2 separate regions of the Homo sapiens genome follow, and region 2 is linked to region 1. The links are chromatin contacts, found by Hi-C or POLR2A ChIA-PET in ENCODE. All regions are on one chromosome and are shown on one strand. Each heading gives the region's core, a stretch centred on a gene start or an enhancer-like site at or near the end of the contact. The rest is flanking DNA. Distances are from core to core; before and after follow the strand shown.

Region 1 (5,868 bases), core at 1,803-4,302:
CCAGTGATATCCTGGCCTGTCTTTTCAGAGACCTTGCTCACACTCTAATACAAATTCCACTGTGACCTTGACCAAGTACATTCCATTGTGGACCTCCGATACAATGACGGAGTTGGAACAGACCACTCTGCTTATTTTAAGTAACCAAATCATTTTCGGAAAAGAAAAAAGATCTTATGGAAAAACCCCGTACATAAAAGAGATAATAGCAGTACTGCCTTCCCTTGGCCATCTGACCGCTCTAACATCCTTCTGCAGAACCTTAGGCTCTGAAGAGTTTGTAGACGTCCAGCAAGGACCACGCATGCGCAAGACAGCAAGTCCGGCGCATCTGAGAGCAGCAGAACAGGGCCACGCGAAAAGCTCCTTCGGATCTACCAGAAAGCTCCTTCCTTGGCATTTGGGAGAAGAGTGGGTCATAATAAAATGTCCGGTTTCTTTGGAAAAGTTATATTCCAGTCTCAAACTATTACCTTTTGAAAGGACATTTATTAGAGTTTTTTCTCATTATAACAGTAATATACGTTCATTGTAGACTCTTTGGACAGTATGGGAAAGTATAAAGAAGACATCTAAAAACGGTATTTTGGTGTATTTCCTTTATACCAACATTCCTGGGCATATTTAGAAATATCCATTTTTCTCTTAACAAAATCAGGATTATGCCATGTATACAGTTTTTTTTGTTGTGGTGGTTGTTTGTTTTGAGACAGAGTCTTGCTCTGTTGCCCAGGCTGGAGTATAGTGGTGCGATCTCAGTTCACTGCAACCTCCGCCTCCCAGGTTTGAGTGATTCTCCTGCCTCATCCTCCCAAGTATCTAGGATTACAGGCATGCGCCACCATGCCCAGTTTTTTTGTTTTTTTGCTTTTTTGTTTTTCTTTTTGAGACGAAGTCTCTCTCTGTCACCCAGGCTGGAGTGTAGTGGCATAACCTCAGCTCACTGCCACCTCTGCCCCTAGGGTTCAACTGATTCTCCTGCCTCAGCCTCCCGAGTAGCTGGGACTACAGGCGCATGCCACTGCCTAATTTTTGTATTTTTAGTAAAGAAGAGGTTTCACCACGTTAGCCAGGCTGGTCTCCAACTCCTGACCTCAAGTGGTCGGCCCTCCTCGGCCTCCCAAAGTGCTGGGATTACAGGCGTGAGCCACCGCACTCAGCCTCCATGTATACAGTTTTGCAGCCTGCTCTTTTCATGCAACATTCTGTGAGAAGCTTTTTCACATTCCAGACCATTAATATCTGAAAGTTTATTCTGAGGCTGCACTGGGTCTCCAGCTTATACAAATGAAGAATGACAGAAGTAGCAGGTGGGTGCCTCCCCTTAAACTCAATGGGCAGTAGCCTCTCTGCCCTTTCTGATCTTACAGCTTGGTGCTCGGCACCAAGGGCAGTCCGTGTCCTCAGCTGATAGCCTGAAATGGTCTTTTCTGTTCACCCTATAGTCTCACCACACACACACAGGCCATCTGGAGCCTGGCTACTTGAGCTCAGCAAGGAGCCTCTTGCCCTTTTCTAATCAGTCAGCTTAAGTGTTCCCTCAAATACATTCAGATTGTTTGTTTGTTTTCCCTAATATTCAAACCACTTATTTTAACTAAGCAAACTCGAAGCATATTGGACAACCAGAAAACTCATGGCATTTGGGAGAAGAGTGGGTCATAATAAAATGTCCAGTTCTGGGAGTGAGGTTCTCTTTTTGGTCACCTGGAAGTAAGCTGGCATCTGACCTAATGTTTATATTTTTGTGTATGTCACTTTCTCTGTGTGTATGTGTCTACAGAGATATTGCTGGATATGTCAATATATGGATATACCAGACATAAATATAGTTACAAATAAATATATGGCAAAAAAGTCACTGTAGTTCAGCTTAAAATCCTTACTTTTCAAATCATTGTCTGACTATTAAATTTGTATGTAAAAAAGCAAAGAAAATTATGTTTTCCTCATTTTCTTTTAAAATAGTTATAAATATCACTGGGAAAGCATTATCAATTGTTATAAATCATTAAGAGGCTGCAGTAGCACAGTGTACAGGCTCTGGAACTAGACCACTAGAGTTTGAATCCCATCCCTCTTACAATTTACCAGCTACATGACCTTGGGTAAATTACTTAACCTCTCTATGCCTCAGTCTCTTCATCTGCAAATGGGACTAAGAATCATTTCTATCTCATAGGATTACTATTAGGATTAAATTAATGAATTACTTAAAACAGTGGTAGCTACATACTAGGTGCTCCTTAAATGTAAGATGTTATTTTCAGTGGTGTCTTTGTAAAGATTAATGACTAGCTTCCGTCTTAAAATATTCATATTTTTCACATTTGCTTTAAAAAGCACAAGGCGAGGGCGGTGGGGGAGTAAAGATGCTCAATGGGTGCAAAAAAATAGAAAGAATGAATAAGACCTAGTATTTGATAGCACAATGAGGATACTATAGTTAGTAATAATTTAACTGTACATTTAAAAATAACTAAAAGAGTGTAATTGGGTTGTTTGTAACACAAAGAATAAATGTTTGAGGGGATGCATACCCCATTTTTCATGGTGGGTTATTACTCATTGCATACCTGTACCAAAATATCTCATGTACTCATAAATATATATATATATGCCTACTATGCACCCATAAAAATTAAAAATAATAATAATAATAAAGCACAAGTGGCCCCCTTGGAAGCTGGGGAGGGGAAGGTAGCCACTCTCACACTGTTTTAAGAATGCATCAGGGTTGTCCTTTATAAAGGGGGATCTCAGAGTTATAGGCAAGCCTCTGAAGCTGCCCCCAGGGGTGAGAGATTTTGCTCATCTGCCTTTAGCAGTCACCAAGTAAAAACAAAGAGCATCAGCTTACACTGAGAAGAAACTGTAGTGGGAAGAACAAGACTGTAATTGAATCATAACAACTCTAAACAAATTTTAAATTTTAAATATGACAGGCTGTCAAGACTCATCCAATAAGAACACACTCAGGACCTTTTCTAAGCCAGGGACAGTTGGGCTGAGTTGGCAGTCACACCAAATTGCCCGTCCCTTACCTGCTGAGCGTGAGCAGGACCCTGGCTGCCGTACTGCAGAGCACACTAGACGTTCCAACAGAGAAAGGAGCTCAGCATCAAACTCTTCCTATGAATAAGGAAACTAAAACCCAAGATGCTCAAATGACTTGCCCAGAATTGCACAGCGAGTCAGCCCAGACTCCCAGCCCCCATGCCCCAGCACTTTACTTTAAGCCACATTCAAAGGAAGCGCGGTCCCTCTGCTAAATACTTCCTATGTGAGGCATAAAAGCTATTTGGATTTCAAACCCACTTAGAATTTGAGGTTTAAAACTCTGAGGGACTTTGTGGCATTTAAGGATCCCATGGAAACATCACTCTTCCTTCTTTGAAAGGCTAGGCTTCTCACCATCATCCCACGCCCCCCGCCCCACCACCAGTCCTCACAAAATTACAGTGAAAGAGAAAATCATGGTGCCTTGAAAAAGGAAACAGGAAGATAAGGCTGAAGAAACACCCACATCTATGGCACTGATCAAACTGCCATCAGTGCAGTAAGAAGCTTGGGCCATCAGCTATGCCGAGAATTCAAAACCCAGGGGTCCAACTGTGCCAAGCTGCAAGGGGCCCCACAGGTGGCACCCAGGCCTGTGACTGTTGTGGAGAAGAAAGAGGACACAGATAGAGGTCGATGTGAGTGGATCACTTGAGTCCAGGAGTTCGAGACCACCCTGGGCAACACGATGAAACCCTATCTCTACAAAAAATGCAAAAAATTAGCCAGGCATGGTGGTGGCACCTGTAGTCCTAGCTACTTGGGAAGCTGAGGTGGGAAGATCACCCGAGCCTGGGAGATCAAGGTTGCAGTGAACCATGATTGTGCCTCTGCACTCCAGCCTGGGTGACAGAGTGAGACCCTGTCTCAAAAAAACAAAAAAAAAAAAAAAAAAAGAAAGAGGAAATGGATAAACAATCTCAGAAGGCCTGCTACCAAAATTAGAATTAAGAGCAGAACTAACAAAACATCTTCCCCAGGGCCACCTCCAGCCCGGGACAAGTTTTGTTAGCCTGCACAGTATATTTGTTTTTATTTGACTTAGTTGCTAATATTTTTAAGTTGGGAGATTTTTCATAAATATCTGAATTCTAGCTTCTCTTGAAAAATCAGAACACCCAACAATACTGGCCTCACGTTCTCACATGACCCAACCAGTTGGTACTAAATAGAGCTGCCCCTCTAAGCTGGGAGTGCCACTTGTACTCCCCACCCCTTGGCCACGGTGCTGGAATAGAAGAAGGAAGACCCCATTCAACCCACCGTTTGGGTCAGCTTTGGGATGGCCACCTCCAATGGACACTCAGACTGGATCCAGCGATCCCTGCAGGTTGTGCAGCCTCCCAGCACGTTTGTCCATAAGAAGTCAAATGAACAAGGTGATCTGTGTCCCAGGAAATCCCCCACAAGCCTAACAGAACTAGTTCAGTGATGCTTAACCCCTTGTCAGTCATGGTTTCCTAGGCTGGTCCCCTGGAAGGTAACAGGAAGTCACATACTCCTAGGGGTGAACCGTGGAGATGCCCCTGTGGCTATAAGAATAGCCACAAATCCAGCCATCACTCCCTCCCCAGCTGTTTGAAATCAGAAAGGGTGAAAAGTTGCCTCCAAGGGAGGCAAGGGCTGGGAGAGATGTGGACCCTCTTACACAGTGTCATTTGCAAGGCAGGCATTTAGAAGCTGCATTCATCTGAATGCAGTGGGAGCTTTGCCTTCATCTGAAAAATAAAACTGTATGCTGGGATGGCTCTGGCTTTGGGGGTTTAGGGGTGAGGAAGGCAGCCGCATGAGATTGTCCTACACTTAGTGAGCTGTCACTGAAGAGAGCAGGAAGGAGCCAGAGAATACTCCCAAAAAGGAGCCCCCAGTGAAGAGCACTGGAGAAGGCTAAGGATGAGAGAGGGCAGGCAGCCAGGCAGCAGAACGGGCAGCCCGCGAGGATCTGAAATGCAGAAGAAAATACTTGTCCTCCCTCTTGTCTCTCATCTCACAGATCCTCAGTTCTGTCACTCGCAGAGTCCTACAGGGCAGTGGTGGAAAGAAACTAGCCCTCCTTTTACCGTTGGGAAACCTGGGTTCTACCCCCATGTCTATCTCCAAGTCACTGTTCCTCTGCACTCTCCATCTTGGCCTCTGTTGCTACAACTGCCACAGGATAGAGTCAAGCCTTAAGGACTATAGGAGACCACAGACATGAAAGCACCTTAGAGGCATGGCCTGCCTGGCCATGGCTTTGGACTGGACACTCAGGACGCCCCTGAGGCTAGCCATGGCCCTACAGACAGCAGTTAGAAATTCCCCACAGCACAGGTCCAGGCAGAAAACATCAGCGGGCCCGTGATCTCTCTTGACCACACATCCCATGCCCCTTCACAGTCTTTGCCACATCTGTAACCACTGCTCTATTTGCCTCATACATTTCTTTCACATCACTTCAATTTTGACTTAAATAAATTTATTTTATAAGGCAATTGTAGTTCCCTACTGTAAGTGGGTAGGTGGGAGTGTTGAGGGGGAGTTCACAAACTCACTGGTTTGGTGTGTTACTTACGTTTTTCTAACATACATTAAAATAAATGTATTAGAAAACAATGTGCACCCTTGCATCTTTGCATTATAGAGGATGTAAACCGATGCTCTGTAAATAAGTTATGCTCATCCTGCAAGGCATTTTTAATTGAAATTAGTTGCCTCTGTTAAAAAAATATATAGATTAAGCTAGGTGTGATGGCTCACACCTGTAATTCCAGCACTTTGGGAGGCTGAGGTAGGAGGATTGCTTGAGCCCAGGAGTTCGATACCAGCCTG
Region 2 (5,973 bases), core at 3,112-5,611, 300 kb after region 1:
TCATTTAACCCTCTGTGCTTCTTGTTTTCTTGTCTATAAAATGAAAAGATTGAATCAGATGATTCCTGAGACCCCTTTCACTTCTAAACCTTGTACTTCATAAGATAGCTTATTTCAATGTGAGATAATTTTTATCGTTAGAAAATTATAATTTGGGGCATTTTTAAATGTTTATTAATGTAAGTTACGTTAAGCAGGTACATCAACCTTTGGAACAACACAGAACTGAAGATCTTAGACGTTTCCTGACCAGATAATTAGCTCTTAACAAACATTTCTTCCATTTCTCCTTCCTCTTCCAAATGACTGCTTTTCAAATAGTTCAGACACCTCTTATGCTCCTTTTTTGTTCTTGCTTCTCCAGTCAAAACAGCTTCTTCTGTATCTGTTCCTCCTATGACTTAGCTTCTAGATATCCTCCTCATTCTACTTTCCCTCTTACATACCTTTCATTTTGTCAATATTCCTATAAGAAGAGGCATAAGGAATATATGCCAGCTGCTAGTATGTACAGACTAAGCCTTTTTGGCAAACAATATACATACAGTGTTTTGGACATTTTGTTTGATTTTTACAGTTGTGCTCAGGATTCTACCTTTATTGGGATCTCAAATTAGAAAAGATTTTTTTATGGGATTATATTGAAAAACAAATACTAATCTTCTACCTTTTGAGACTGAAGAGATTTTATGTTTTTTTCGCCACATAGAAAGTTCGTCGCTGCTTCCTGTGCTCCAGGAGAGGACATCTCCTGTATTCCTGTCCAGCCCCCCTTTGCGAATACTGTCCTGTGCCTAAGATGTTGGACCACTCATGTCTTTTCAGACATTCCTGGGATAAACAGTGTGACCGATGTCATATGCTAGGCCACTATACAGATGTGAGTATCCTGCATATAACTAATTTGTCAGGCTTTGGAGGGAGTGTGCAAGTTTGTAATTAATGTGCAAGTTTATAACTATCAGTCAGCATACCTAAAGGAATGTTTACTCCGTGAGATATATATATATATATATAGTCATGTCCATTTTGTCACTGAACATGTATATAAAGCAGTGCTCTAAATAATATAGGGGTAAGGAGCCTACTGAATCAGAAGACAGCATCAAGAGATAGCATTAATAAATATTTTAAGCCCATTCTAGCCCTTTTTCTTTATAAGCTTGTTAAATAAAGGCTGAATTTAAAGAGGTAATAAATAACATGTAAAATTTGTGTATTCATATTTATTTATTTATTTATTTATTTTTTGAGACATAGTCTCACTCTGTCACCCAGGCTGGAGTGCGGTGGTGCAATCTCGGCTCATTGCAACTTCTGCCTCCCGGGTTCCAGCGATTCTCCTGCCTCAGCCTCCCGAGTAGCTGGGGCTACAGGAGCATGCCAACACTCCTGGCTAATTTTTGTATTTTTAGTAGAGACGGGGGTTTCACCATGTTGGCCATGCTGGTCTCGAACTCCTGACCTTAGGTGATCTGCCCGCCTCAGCCTCCTAAAGTGCTGGGATTGCAGGCGTGAGCCACTGCACCTGGCCTATTTGTGCATATTTAAATGAAAATATATGCACAATTAGCAGTTATATACAGATGTTTAATGGAAGCCTATTTTGATGCTTCTTTTTTTATTTTTATTTTATTTATTTATTTTTTGAGATGGAGTCTCGCTCTGTTGCCCAGGCTGGAGTGCAGTGGCGTGATCTCAGCTAACTGCAACCTCCAACTCCTGGGTTCAAGCGATTCTCCTGCCTCAGCCTCCCGAGTAGCTGGGATTACAGGCACGTGCCACCACACCTGGCTAATTTTTTATTTTTAGTAGATACGGGGTTTCACCACGTTGGCCAGGATGGTCTCGATCTCCTGACCTCATGATCCGCCCGCCTCGGCCTCCCAAAGTGCTGGGATTACAGGCATGAGCCACTGTACCCGACCTTTTTTTTTTTTTTTTTTTTTTTTTTTTTTTTTTTTTTTTTTGGAGACAGGGTCTCGCTCTGTCACGGTGGCTAGAGTGCAGTGGCATGATCTTGGCTCACTGCAACCTCTGCCTCCCAGGTTCAAGTGATTCTCCTGCCTCAGCCTCCCAAGTAGCTGGGATTACAGGCGCCCACCACCATGCCTGGCTAATTTTTGTATATTTAGTAGACAGCAGGGTTTCACCATGGTCAAGCTGGTCTCGAACTCCTGACCTCAGGTGATCCACCCATTTCAGCCTCCCAAAGTGCTAGGATTACAGGTGTGAGCCACCACACCTGGCCTGATTCTTCTTATCAATGATTTTGCTGGTCTAATAGTCTAAGGAAAGAAGGACAAGGCAGCCATTACTTTAAATTGCAGCATATTAAAAATGCTGTTTTGGACACTATTTGCATTGTATTGTTGTAAATGTATATGGAGTTTAGTCATAATTTCAAAGACCAGAGGGCTGTTGAAATAAGCAAATACAGCTTTGATGTGGAATATGTAGTTTTCTACATTCAGTTTACCCTAATTCCTAATGAGTGTCTCATTAAGAGTCTTTCATTTTAGGTCTTAATTGCGTTTCTTACTACATAGTAACATATGTTTATTTTATATTAACAGCTAATCAGTACAAAGTCATTTTTCATCCTCATACCTAAGTGGCAATTCTAATTGATTTAAGGGGTATTTATGAAAGGGGTGTCTCTCATTCTCTTTTTTAAAGCATTACTTACCTATTTTTTAAAATAATAAAAGTACTTTAATATGTACTTCCCCAAAGTCATGATACGAAAGCAGAAATATTTTTCTAATTTTATTTATATTGAAATACACCTATAGTCTTTTTTCTTACAGCCCTTTTTAATGCATGTCTGAAATACACCTATAATCTTTTGCTCAATAAATTAGTATGGCTTTCTGTTGAAATGAATTTCAGATTAAAACAGATTAGAGTATGAGTGTTTGGTATATATATGTATTTCTCATGTAAATAACATGACAATTATTTATTGTAATTCCACCAGCAAATTTATACTTAAATTGTTACCCATTTTTTAAACAAACAGTGGTGCATTTAATAATGTTTTGGTAAGTCATATTTTATAAATGGAATTGTGAAATTAAAAGACGTACACTTATGTCTGGATAAGTATTGTCAAATTGCTCTTCTAAAAGATTGTACCAATGTATCTACCTACCAGCAGTGTTAAGAGAAATGAGCACTGCACTCATCAACATTAAGTATTATCAGTCTTTAAAATTTTTGGCTGGTCAGACCAAAAAATGATATTTTATTGTTTTAATTTGTATTTCTTTGGTTATTAATAAAGTGGTATATGGTTAATTAATTTGAATACTCTATTCTCAAGGCTATATAGATAGAAGTTGTCATTTCATTCCAAAGTACTTTAGTCTTATTTTTTAGTGTTTACCAAGTCTTAAAAATGATAAATCCTGAATTGTCCTAGCATTATGTTGTTGTCTGCATTAAGTTGTCAATTATAATTTTCTTAGCAAGATTTTCTAGTTTGGCAGTTATCTTTAATAGCATCTGTTTTTTTTTTACTGTTTTCTTCCAAAGAGCTCTGACAAATATGGTCTTATTTGCCTGTGATAAAGAAGGGGAGTAAGACATTATCATAGGCAATTTTTTAAAAACAAGAAACTGTACTACAGAACAGTTAAAAATTACTTGTAAAAGGTTATATAATCATCTGTGTTAATTCTATAGGCCATTCCTCTTAACTTCTTGATTTTGGCCTCTAATATATGTTAAATTATTATCTAAAATGAGAATTAATAATCCCAATGAATGTAGGTTTTTTTAAATAAGATTAAAATCATGGTATGCTCCTGTAATATCAGCTGCTCAGGAGGCTAATGCAGGAGGATCTCTTAATCCCAGGAGTTTAAAACCTGGTGGCTCACACTTGTAATCCTAGCACTTTGGGAGGCCGAGGCAGGTGGATCACGAGGTCAAGAGATCGAGACCATCCTGGCCAGCATGGTGTGAAACCCAGTCTTTACTAAAAATACAAAAATTAGCTGGGCGTGGTGGTACACACCTGTAGTCCCAGCTACTCAGGAGGCTGAAGCAGGAGAATCGCTTGAACCTGGGAGGCAGAGGTTGCAGTGAGCCAAGATCATGCCACTGCACTCCAGCCTGGCAACAGAGTGAAAGTCTGTATCCAAAAAAAAAAAAAAAAACAGCCTGGGCAACATAGTGAGAGCCTATCTCAAAAAATAAAATAAAATAGGGTTGGGCTGTGACCAGCTTCAGAGAAGGCAGTACTCTTTTCCCCAAATCTACCAGTATCTACTATATTTGTTGTAATTACATGGCGAAGGTTCTGGAAGCTGGTCTTTGTAGCCTACACACCTGGTGTAGGATTCCCTCGCAGCCCAGTCAAGCCTGGGCTCTACTGACTCCTTGTGGCAAGGCTCATAGTCCTTCCACCACCCCAGAAACTTCATGAGAATTCACATGGAAGCCGAGTCATTCTGGCCCCATGTTGTTGGAACTGTACATGCTTTAGGTCTGTCTTGAAACCTGGGCCTCCACAGAAAATTTGTTTCCTCTGCAGCCCTATCAAATGCTTGCTGCTCATCTTCCGTGACCCTGAATCTTAAGAGATGATATCAGCCTCTTTCTCACATGCCATGGCTGCTTTTAAGTCATTACTCAACCCTTTTTATGTAAATACCTTTGGCTTATTTAAGGCTTATACCCTCTAGCAATACTATCCTCTACCATTCTTTGTCATTTTCATCTTCCCACCTACTGGACTTTCTGCTCATTCACAGAGGATTTCTAACCTTTTATAAATTGACGATATTGAGAAACTTCCAAGGCTGGGCGTGGTGGCTCATGCCTGTTACCCAGCACTTTGGGAGGCCGAGGTAGGCAGATCACTTGAGGCCACAAGTTTGAGGCCAGCCTGGCCAACACAGCAAAACCCCATCCCTACTAAAAGTACAAAAGTTAGCTGAGTGTGGTGGTGCACACCTGTAATTCCAACTACTGGGAAGGCTGAGGCATGAGAATTGCTAGAACCCAGGACGCAGAGGTTTCAGTGAGCCGAGATTGCACCACTGAACTCCAGCCTGGGCAACAGAGTGAGACTGTTTCCAAAAAAAAAAAAAAAAATGAAAGAAACTTGCCCTTTTACTTTATATATTCCCATAGTCACACACCTAGACCTCTGTTTGGCCAGATTACCAGATATATGTATGCAAAGAGAATTTGTAGTGAAAACTGTCGAGTCATATTCAAATCCTTTCTGTAATGAAAAGCTTTTTCCTAAAATCTGTTGGAAATTGCTCATTGGTTAACTACTTCTGTAAAAGTATTTGGTTGAAATTCCAGAGTTTTATGAGGTGAAGGATAAAAAGATGGCTCAAGGCCTACTAAAGTCAACCTGCATCATTAGTCCCTTTCAGAAGACAAGAACCTGGATTATGGAAAGAATCCTGTTTCTGAATCTGCTATAGTTTCTCTCCTCACTTGCCAACAATTTTTAAATATACAGAGAATTTTTAAATGTCTGTATACCTTTAGCTTGCACACAGAAACCTATTCTGTGAGCTATCTCTGACATTTCCAAGATAACAACAGCCATACATAATTGTGTGTTTACTGTGCTGGAGGAGTGCTTCATTCACCACTATGCCCTTAGCATATAGTAGGTGTTCAGTAGATTTAATCCTCATAAGCAGGATATGAAGTGTAGGTACTATTTATTACTCCTATTTTACAAACTGAAAACTGAGACATTACAAGGTTAATAAGTCTAAGGTCTAAAAGCTAAAATGATGCTATACTTTATGACTATGTGGAGAAAGCTTACATATTGGCAATCAAGGAATCATCAGTTTATCTCCTACTCGGAGGATCTCTCAACTTTCTTTCTTAAATATGCAGATATTATAGCTCTAATAAGCAACTTTAATATAACACTCATGACATTGGGGCAACATAGTGAGACTCCCACTCTTTACCAAAAAAAAAATTTAAAAA

Evidence for each region. A loop is a pair of places that touch in the nucleus more often than their neighbours do. ChIA-PET counts read pairs that join two places held with the same protein, here RNA polymerase II (POLR2A). Pooled maps may share reads with other maps.
Region 2: a loop to region 1 is called in a map of GM11168, with 2.3 times the contacts of the local background. The contact joins two enhancer-like sites. A Hi-C loop is called at or near these places in 24 of 168 maps with a recorded cell type or tissue (A673, B cell, CD4-positive, alpha-beta T cell and 18 more), 35 of 37 single-sample maps with no recorded cell type and 23 of 50 pooled maps. POLR2A ChIA-PET finds 5 or more read pairs at or near these places in 9 of 52 experiments (B cell, H1, HEK293 and 6 more).

Annotation. Positions count from the first base shown.
Region 1 is chr9:37,007,192-37,013,059 of GRCh38, forward strand. All of the region lies in intron 3 of PAX5 (paired box 5), which reads right to left. It overlaps LOC105376032 (a long non-coding RNA gene), which reads left to right. Exons shown (of 4, transcript NR_188579.1): 4 at 259-1,861. Among named protein-coding and RNA genes, the nearest start is that of PAX5, 24 kb to the right of the region's middle. RefSeq lists an enhancer at 4,385-4,454. Within about 2 kb of position 3,053, at least 2 of the 41 ENCODE cell types and tissues checked have a DNase peak (open chromatin) inside an H3K27ac peak, as active enhancers do; they include B cell and OCI-LY7, where a contact is called at or near this core.
Region 2 is chr9:37,304,835-37,310,807 of GRCh38, forward strand. It overlaps ZCCHC7 (zinc finger CCHC-type containing 7), which reads left to right. Exons shown (of 9, transcript NM_032226.3): 5 at 710-880. Among named protein-coding and RNA genes, the nearest start is that of LINC01627, 87 kb to the right of the region's middle. Within about 2 kb of position 4,362, at least 2 of the 41 ENCODE cell types and tissues checked have a DNase peak (open chromatin) inside an H3K27ac peak, as active enhancers do; they include B cell and OCI-LY7, where a contact is called at or near this core.